Linked DNA regions of Mus musculus: region 2 is linked to region 1. The links are chromatin loops, found by intact Hi-C in ENCODE. Cell type or tissue: heart. All regions are shown on one strand.

Region 1 (4,000 bases):
AACTGAGGAGTAGACAAATTAGTAACTCTCTTAAATTCCCAGGCTGAAGCGCCAAGTCAGGTGGGTGTAGTTTCTTACCTATTTATTTATTCCATACTGCATTGCAGAGAATGAAGTTTGTCAGAATACCCAAAAGCTACTTGATGGATATTGGTGCTCTCTGAGGGCTTGTTCTTTCTAAGAAATTATATTGGATGAACAGCATCTAAACCGTGGCTTATGTTGATCTTGCTTCTTCCAGCCTCCAGGTGTCTCAAACTATCAGAGGTTCACTGGAGAACTCAAGTTCTGAGATCTGAAGAAGATACGAGGTCACTCTATTGCCTCTTTGTTTCCATAAAACACAACCAAATTGACCTCAGCCAGGAAGTGCATCTGGGAATGGTTTGGACTTTGGTTAAGTAGCTAGCCATACGCATGTCTACCTCAGTACATTTTTTCATTAGACTATGTTTCCTGGTTTCAGAAATCAAAGTCAGGGGAGATGATTTAAAAGGCATAGACATTTGTACAGCAAAGCACAGGAAACGTATGCACAGTGCACAGCTGCCCAGATATACCCTCATCTGGGAATAGCCCCTGTTAGGACTTGAAAATGAAATGTCTTCCATAGGCTCATATGCTGAAGGCTCCACTCTCAGGGAGGAGTGCTGTGCTGAGTTTTAGAAAAAAACTTCCTGGAGGACATTGGTGCCCAGGCGTGTACTGTAGACCTTGTATACAGTCTTTTCGCTCTCCAACTACTTACCTATACTCCCATCTCCATGACGCTCTCATGAGTCCATGGTCTCAGAACCCACAGAGCCAGCATCTGAGATCTCTGAAACTTTGTCCTAAAACAAATCCTCACCAAGTTGTTCTCTCGGACTATTTAATTTGATCATAGTTATACAACAAAAGCAGTACACTCTCTTATATAAGCCCAATCTGTATTGCTAATCCATCCTGTTCATTTCTGAACTTACCTCTTTCTAGATGCCAATCCATCTTTCTGCCTCGAGTCAGTCAATGCTTCAGAAAATCCACCAGACGTTACGAGTGGCATAGTGATTACAGGTTCTTAAAAATTATTCTTATTGTTTATCTGTAATGAGTCAAGTTTTTGCACAGTAGGTTTTGGGACAGAGAAAAGGAGATATTTATATTTTCCTCCCTTTCTTTCTGAAAAAAAATAAATGTAAATAGCACAAGCTCCAGAGTAAAGGCCCTTGTCTCTCACACACCCCAGGTCAGAGCCTCTCCAGGGCTTGAGGGGCAGAAGGGCTTGAACCACCAGGAATCAGCCTTGATCTCCTCGATATCCCTGCCCCGTAGACATAACCCAATGGAGAATCTAGAAAGAGACAGAGGTGCTGGCATAGGCTGAACTCTCCACGCAGCCTAATTATAGTCACCAAAGAAGGCCCTTTCTCGTCTCTCCAGATCCTGCCTGACAGCTCATCACTCCACTGGCATTTTTGTCAGGAAAACCTCATTTCTATTTTTATTATGAGAACTGCTTGTCTTTACTGGCTCTTTGTACATAGATCAAGACATTATCAGGGCCTGCACTTTCCCCAGGCGAATGGGAATGACTAATTTTCTCTCTCTATTAAGGACTCTGCTACCTCCACTGGATCCCACAATATTTATTTCACCCTCTAAGACCTTCAGGACCTGGAAAAATGTTAACCTCTCTGGTGCCACATCCCCTTATATTCCAAAGCCTGCTGGTATTTATTTCCTGAGCTTATGGTCAACAGAGAAAGTGGCCCAGAGAGCTTCAAGGCTCACTTGTTTAGTGGGACCTCACTTATAACACAAAGGACAAATTTCTACTTCATTCTTTATAGAACATTTTTTACAAGAAGGGCTTATCTCTAGCTAAATGAGCTGAAGCAGAAAGAGTTTGGAGCCTGGGAAGCCACAAACAGGTGTGAGCTAAAGAAATTGGGAGCCGGGAGACAAACTTGGGACTTCCACAAGGACAGTATGCACTCCTAACCTCAGAACCACTTCACTGGGAACTAATAAAGTCACACGATGACAGCAGAGGCCCAGTGACGGTAGGAAGAAAAAGTTGGCATTAAACTGTGTCTCTTCCAGTGAAAATTACACCCAATAACAGCGATGGTATAAAACCCCTGTGTATAGACAGTGAAGTTCATTCCATGCTCAGGATTCTGAAAAGCATTTATATGTATCATTTTATTTAATCCCTATGTCAGAGTTTTTATTCATGTATCCACCCATTCATTACACATTTAATTCATCTATGAATATTTATAGAGTAGTAAATTATGTTCTAAGGATTGTATAATGTTCCCAGTACATGGTGATTAAATATAAACAAACAAGTAACAAGCAAGCAACTACTACTCAAACTGTTCCTGGGATGAAACAAAAAATCAATCTATTACCAGAGAGAGCCATGAAAACTATCAGTGCAATGGAGTCCTGACACAACTAAGTCCTCCTATCTTTATACTTTAGAGTTTATCCCAGGGACATGGAAACATTTCACACAACAATGTATATATAAAGCCGTGATGTTTTTATTCATAAGTAAAATTAGGAGTTGTTCATATATATTTCAATAGGTGAATGTTTAAAGAAACAGCATCATGTCCATATCATGGAACTATATATGTGTGTGTGTGTGTATGGGCATAGAATGTGTGTGTGTGTGTGTATGTATATGTATATGTATACGTATCTGTATCTGTATCTGTATCTGTATCTGTATCTGTATCTGTATCTGTATCTGTATCTGTATCTGTATCTGTATCTGTATATATCTGTATAGACTGAATCTCCAGACAAAAGGAAGTAAACACCAAAGGTTTGCTATTACATGGTTCTGATTTTGAGGTATCTACATTTCGTTCAAGTGAGAATCAGTATTTACCAAAAAGACTTGGGTGGGTAGGGGGTGGATGTTGAGACAACAAAGGAAGTTATGGAACTGCTACGTATCTTGACTGTGGTGGACACTGATCCTCATATATGGTAAAACTGAACAAAATGAAGCATCTCACCCCACCGCATCCATGTGAAACTGCAATAAACCTAGAGAAATTGCAATGAGATCAGTTGATTTTTATCAGTGTACACACCCTGGAATGGGATGCTTTACTATAATTTTGTCAACATGACCATTAAGGAAGCCAAGTGAATGTGCTATCTATTATTCTGTAATAAGTAAAAAATTATCTCAATAAAGAGCTAATCAAACAAGATTACATGGTAAATTTTCTGAGGCCAGTTATTGTTCGTGGTATAAAGGAAAAGATTAGGGCATTAATAGCAATATGGGAACTATGGATAGCAAGGGGATGGGATTAGACTAATGAAGATGTGGTTTTTCATTGGTAATTCAAGGCTGAGAACTTGGTGAGGAACATGGCAAACTGCACATATCCCAGAAAATGAAGCCTTGTGGTAGAGGTATAACCAGGAATGGACATGGTCCGGTAGCAGAAGGAACATGGTAGAGAGGACACAGCATGCAAAGATGAGAGGACCTTCTGCAGGTGTATAATACCTGAGTGAGAAATGGGCTGGAGAGATGGCTCAGAGGTTAAGGACACATGGTTCTTTCAGATGGCCTGAGTGTTGTTCTTAACACACAGGGTTGGTGTTTCACAGCTGTGTGTAGCTCAAGCTCTAAGGAATCCAGTGCCCTCTTCTGGCTTCAACAATCACTATACTCATAGTATGGTGTATCTGCTCACACACACACACACACACACACACACACACACACACACACACACACACACACTATGCATAAATAAAACAACTCTTTAAAAAATGAATGATTGCTCTCAAGTTTTACAGAATTTGTTACTACCATGTAGGTGCTAATAACTGATAGTAAGCCAAAAATCCAGGAAGTTCCTGGCTTGGATCTCAACACCAATGTTGCCATAATATGCACTGCCTCCATTGATACAGCTTCATAGTGATGGGGAAATAGTGGAATGGGAAGAGTACCGTTGTTTAAAGATGAAGGCCTGGC
Region 2 (4,000 bases), 50 kb before region 1:
AGTCAATCCTGTTGTTAGCATCTGGAATCAAGAATGACTTTGCCAATGGACTTGACTTCTTATAATAATAGCAGCTCAGTCAACCCCTGTGGTGAATCAAGATGACACTTAGAATGCCGGACTAAAGAGAGGTCCCAAGGATGATGCCTGGGCTCTTCATTCAAAGACATCAAGAATGGGCTCTGTACTGAAGGTGAACGGTCATGGTCTGCACAGTGTGCTCAGTATCATCATTTTTCCCTGCTTCCTTTTGACCTCTTACTACTGTGAAAACCATTCTACCTGGTTTAGCATGATTGTCTATGTAGTTAGAGGAAAGCAAAGCAAAGCAAAACAAACAAAATGCTTGTCTTATTTGTCTGTTTACTCCATAAGTTTAGTTTACTCCATAAAATAAAGGGTGCCCTGGATACGATATAGTGACACTGGTTTTCCAGAGAAACAGAAAGTAGGAATGGAAATCCCATGTTAACTATGGGACTGACTTTAAAGAAGAGGCCATGAGAGGGACCTCACTAGACACGTAAGGACACATCTGTAGGTACTGACTGTAGCATGAGTCAGGTACTCTCTTAAAACTTAAAAAAAATGCAAATTATTTTTTCTTTAACTGCAGAAAAATTAAGCCACACTGGCCTGAATTTCAAAAGTGTCTCAGGCAGCAATTCAAAAAGGAACATCTTTGGCCACAGAACTGTTGGCTGTTGAGTTTAGAAAGACTGTGAAATTGTGAACAGCATCTCAAGCAGCTCGCCAGTGGCCCTTGCACATAACCATTCATGCTGTTCCCAACTATGCAGGCACAAGGGATCCTAGCAAAGATGAGTCCATAGTCCTCTTCATTTTCTTGTCTTGCTGGAATCACTAAGTTGCTAAAGAAATCTGAATCCTGGCAAAAGGGCCTTTATTCCTGACTCGGGGTGAAACTCCTCAAGCTAAGGGCCAAGGTAGCTAGGGCAGGAAGTGCAAGCTGAAAGGTAAAGAGGCACTAGAATTTCCTACCTATTCTATCATACCACATCCTTTCCTTAAGAACAAAACTGCAATGGGAGGGGGTTTAGTTTCTTTGAGCCTCCACAAAGCAGCAAGAAGGCTAGCACCTTCATGTGCACAGCCTTGCAGTGTGCTCTGTGTGGAGGAGAGGGGAAGGGTGCAGTGGGTCCCAGTAGCTCATCGGAGGCTCCTCACTGACACACACAGAAGGACTTGTAGGTCACTAGTTCAGAAGTTTCCTTTTGGGAAACAAATGAGAATGGATCAGGTTAACATTTGCAAGTAAAATAACTTGCTCCATTCCACACTAACCAGTTATGTTTCTTGAACATTTTGCCAAAGAGGAAGAAATAGTGCCTTCCCAGCTTTGCAGTTGGTTCTAGCGTCTTCTCATCTATCATTGGGGTAATACGTTCAGAGTGGCATTTTGTAATGACAGAAACATCCCAGCAAATCGATAGTTATTTAATTCCCAACAAGCTCTCGAGTCCATTAAACCTGATTACATTCACCCATTTCTGTGGGTGCCGTTATTCTCCTGCACCAGCACTTAATCTATAACAGGAACTTATGAGAACTTTCAAAAGCAATTTCAGCATCAATCAGCACGGACTGAAATGAGCGATTTGCTTGTAATTATTTATCGGATAGGGCAGCACAGGGGCCGACAAAACTCCAGCCTTTGACCTTCACCCCAAATTTCCAACAGAAGCCAAAAGCACTGTTACTCTGCTTCACCTTCAAGTCCTAAGTTTCATGTCACCATCTGGCCACAAGTTCCCTTCCTTGGTGCCAGGGCCATTCTCTGCTGGTCTATTTACCTATAACATAGAAGTGTAGCAATAGTATCCATACATCTAGGGTAATTGGCAGTTCTGATGCTATCGGGATTGACGTCTGGGTGCATTCTGCCACCCAGCTTCTGACAGTTAATAGAAGGTCACAGTCACAGTCACAGTCAAAGAATAAAAAGAATATTTGTTCAATCCTCCACAGAAGTCGTCATTAATGAATTAGAGTTTTGTAGAACTCTCAGAGAGGGCTGGGTGGGAGTGGGGCTACAGGAAAAAAAGCTAAAGTGTTGTACTGCATATATTTAATTTTCCTTTCCCATAGAAAGGAGATTTAGGATTTATTACTTAGGGTTGCTTATTTCTAAAGAACAGCAACAAATAGCCACTTGCTTCCTACAATGACCCACTTCTATCACAAGTGGATGTTGGCTTCCCAGAGAACTGCAGGCGTACACCCAGAAGCAGTGGGTTTGAGTGACAGCAAGGAGGTACAATAAGGCAAAGAAACAGGTCCAATTTCTCGCTAGCACACAAACCTCTCGGTACACAGAATAATAGCCTTAGCAGTCAAAACAACAGGCATCCTAACTTCTCCCCAGCTGCCGAGAATACAAACAGTTGGCATCGAATTTGCAGAATAACCTCTGAACTTCCTAGCGAGACCATTCTCAGTGTACCCTCTTGTTTGTGGGTCGCCTCTCAGATTTGCAAGGGGAAGCTTCTCTGCAAACAACAACCTGTGTGGGGTGTCCTCAGCAGCACTCTGTATTTCCTGCCCTTCTGTTTCCGGGGTTAAAGCCTTTAAGCAAGCCATATCATGATAAGTTACTGAGCCTCATGATCTGCTCTGGGAGACCCAGTCCCTCAGAAAGCTAGGGAAGAGAGCAAATCTTTTGCCCCCTGGTCAACCTCCCGAAGCAAAGGCATGAATGTTAAACAGCACCCAGATCAATACAAGCAAATACAGCTCAACTACACCATTTATTCATCCATGAGAGATGTCAATAGCCAGATTAAGGTGATCCATCTTTTTGATTTCCTACTGTCTTTCCTTTGACTACACGAGGGCTTTTTTTTCTCTTCCTGTATTAAAAGTGTTTGCTTTCTCAACCATAAAAATTCCAATTATTACTTAGAGCATTCTGGAGTTAAGTTGCTTGCTGGCAAAAGCCATGAATTACCTGCATCAGTCCCGGGAAGTAGGGGGCAGCAGGCACAATCATGGGCACGCCATAAGAATGCAGAAGGACTCCTTGCGACGCCAACATGCTTTAAATGGAGGCTTTATTCCCTCCAAGGCTGAACACATCAATAGAGAGTTAGAGGGGGAAAGAAATCTATAGACCCAACTTCTTCTCAACTACAAAGCCGAGAGCCAAATCACTTCTGTCAGGAGCCAAGTGCTCATCCACAGGCAGCGGAGAGGGAAAGGAAACAAAACCCTGCATCAGCAACTCTTAATGTGAAAGTTTTCTTCCCAGACAAGGAAGGGACGCGGCAGCTGCAGGGTCGGTCGGAGCTACCAAAATGGAAGGAGCTATTTTGGGAGCAGCTCGCCCAACATGACTAACCAAATACTCTTCATTAATTTAGTTCTCAGACCAAGGGAGATGGAGTGACAGGGAATCAGGCGAAAAGAGAAGGCATTTGTCCTGAGGAACTGGGCCAAATTGCAAGGGGCTGGGTCTGCATGAGATTTTTAGAGAGAATAAGTAATAGAAATGTGTAAGCTTACATGACAATCAGTTGCAACTTAAAGAACTTAAACATTTACCCACATAAAAATCATCACCAGAGCCTAGACTTCAGTTCTAAATTGCAACTGGTTGTTATGTGAGTTTGTATACTACCATATAAGCCTGAGGACTGGAATTTGGATCTCCAGTGCCTATGTAAGAAATCAGGCAATGTGTCACACATTCCTAGCACTGGGAAAACAGAGACAGGAGAATGCAGGGTCTCAACTGTCGAGCCAGCATAGCCAAACAGAAACTTCCATGTACAGTGGTTTAGTGGAAGACCCTCTCTCAAAGCGTAAGTAAAAAGCAATAAAGAAAGATACCTGGAGGTCACCCTTTGAACACAGCACATACATTTTCACACCTATACCCATTCCGCCACAGTTATGAACAAAACCAAAAACAACCAAACAAATAAGAACAACAACAACCATAACAACAACACTCAAATCTAGCAGGTTCATGTGGGTAGCT

Evidence for each region. Peaks named below come from ENCODE experiments on the same cell type or tissue, not always from the same donor. Only the 100,000 strongest peaks of a DNase experiment are listed, where the experiment ranks them.
Region 2: it touches region 1 in a loop (6-fold over the local background); 1 of 42 quality-filtered maps calls a loop at or near these places.

Annotation. Positions count from the first base shown.
Region 1 is chr16:7,019,427-7,023,426 of GRCm38, reverse strand. It overlaps a transcript of Rbfox1 not described here. Among named protein-coding and RNA genes, the nearest start is that of Rbfox1, 48 kb to the left of the region's middle. In heart, no CTCF peak of the experiment used is centred here; no DNase peak of the experiment used is centred here.
Region 2 is chr16:7,069,054-7,073,053 of GRCm38, reverse strand. Rbfox1 (RNA binding protein, fox-1 homolog (C. elegans) 1) reads right to left here and starts at 3,219. Exons shown (of 13, transcript NM_183188.2): 1 at 2,969-3,219. The coding sequence starts at 3,055. In heart, no CTCF peak of the experiment used is centred here; no DNase peak of the experiment used is centred here; H3K4me3 peaks cover 493 bases; H3K27ac peaks cover 628 bases.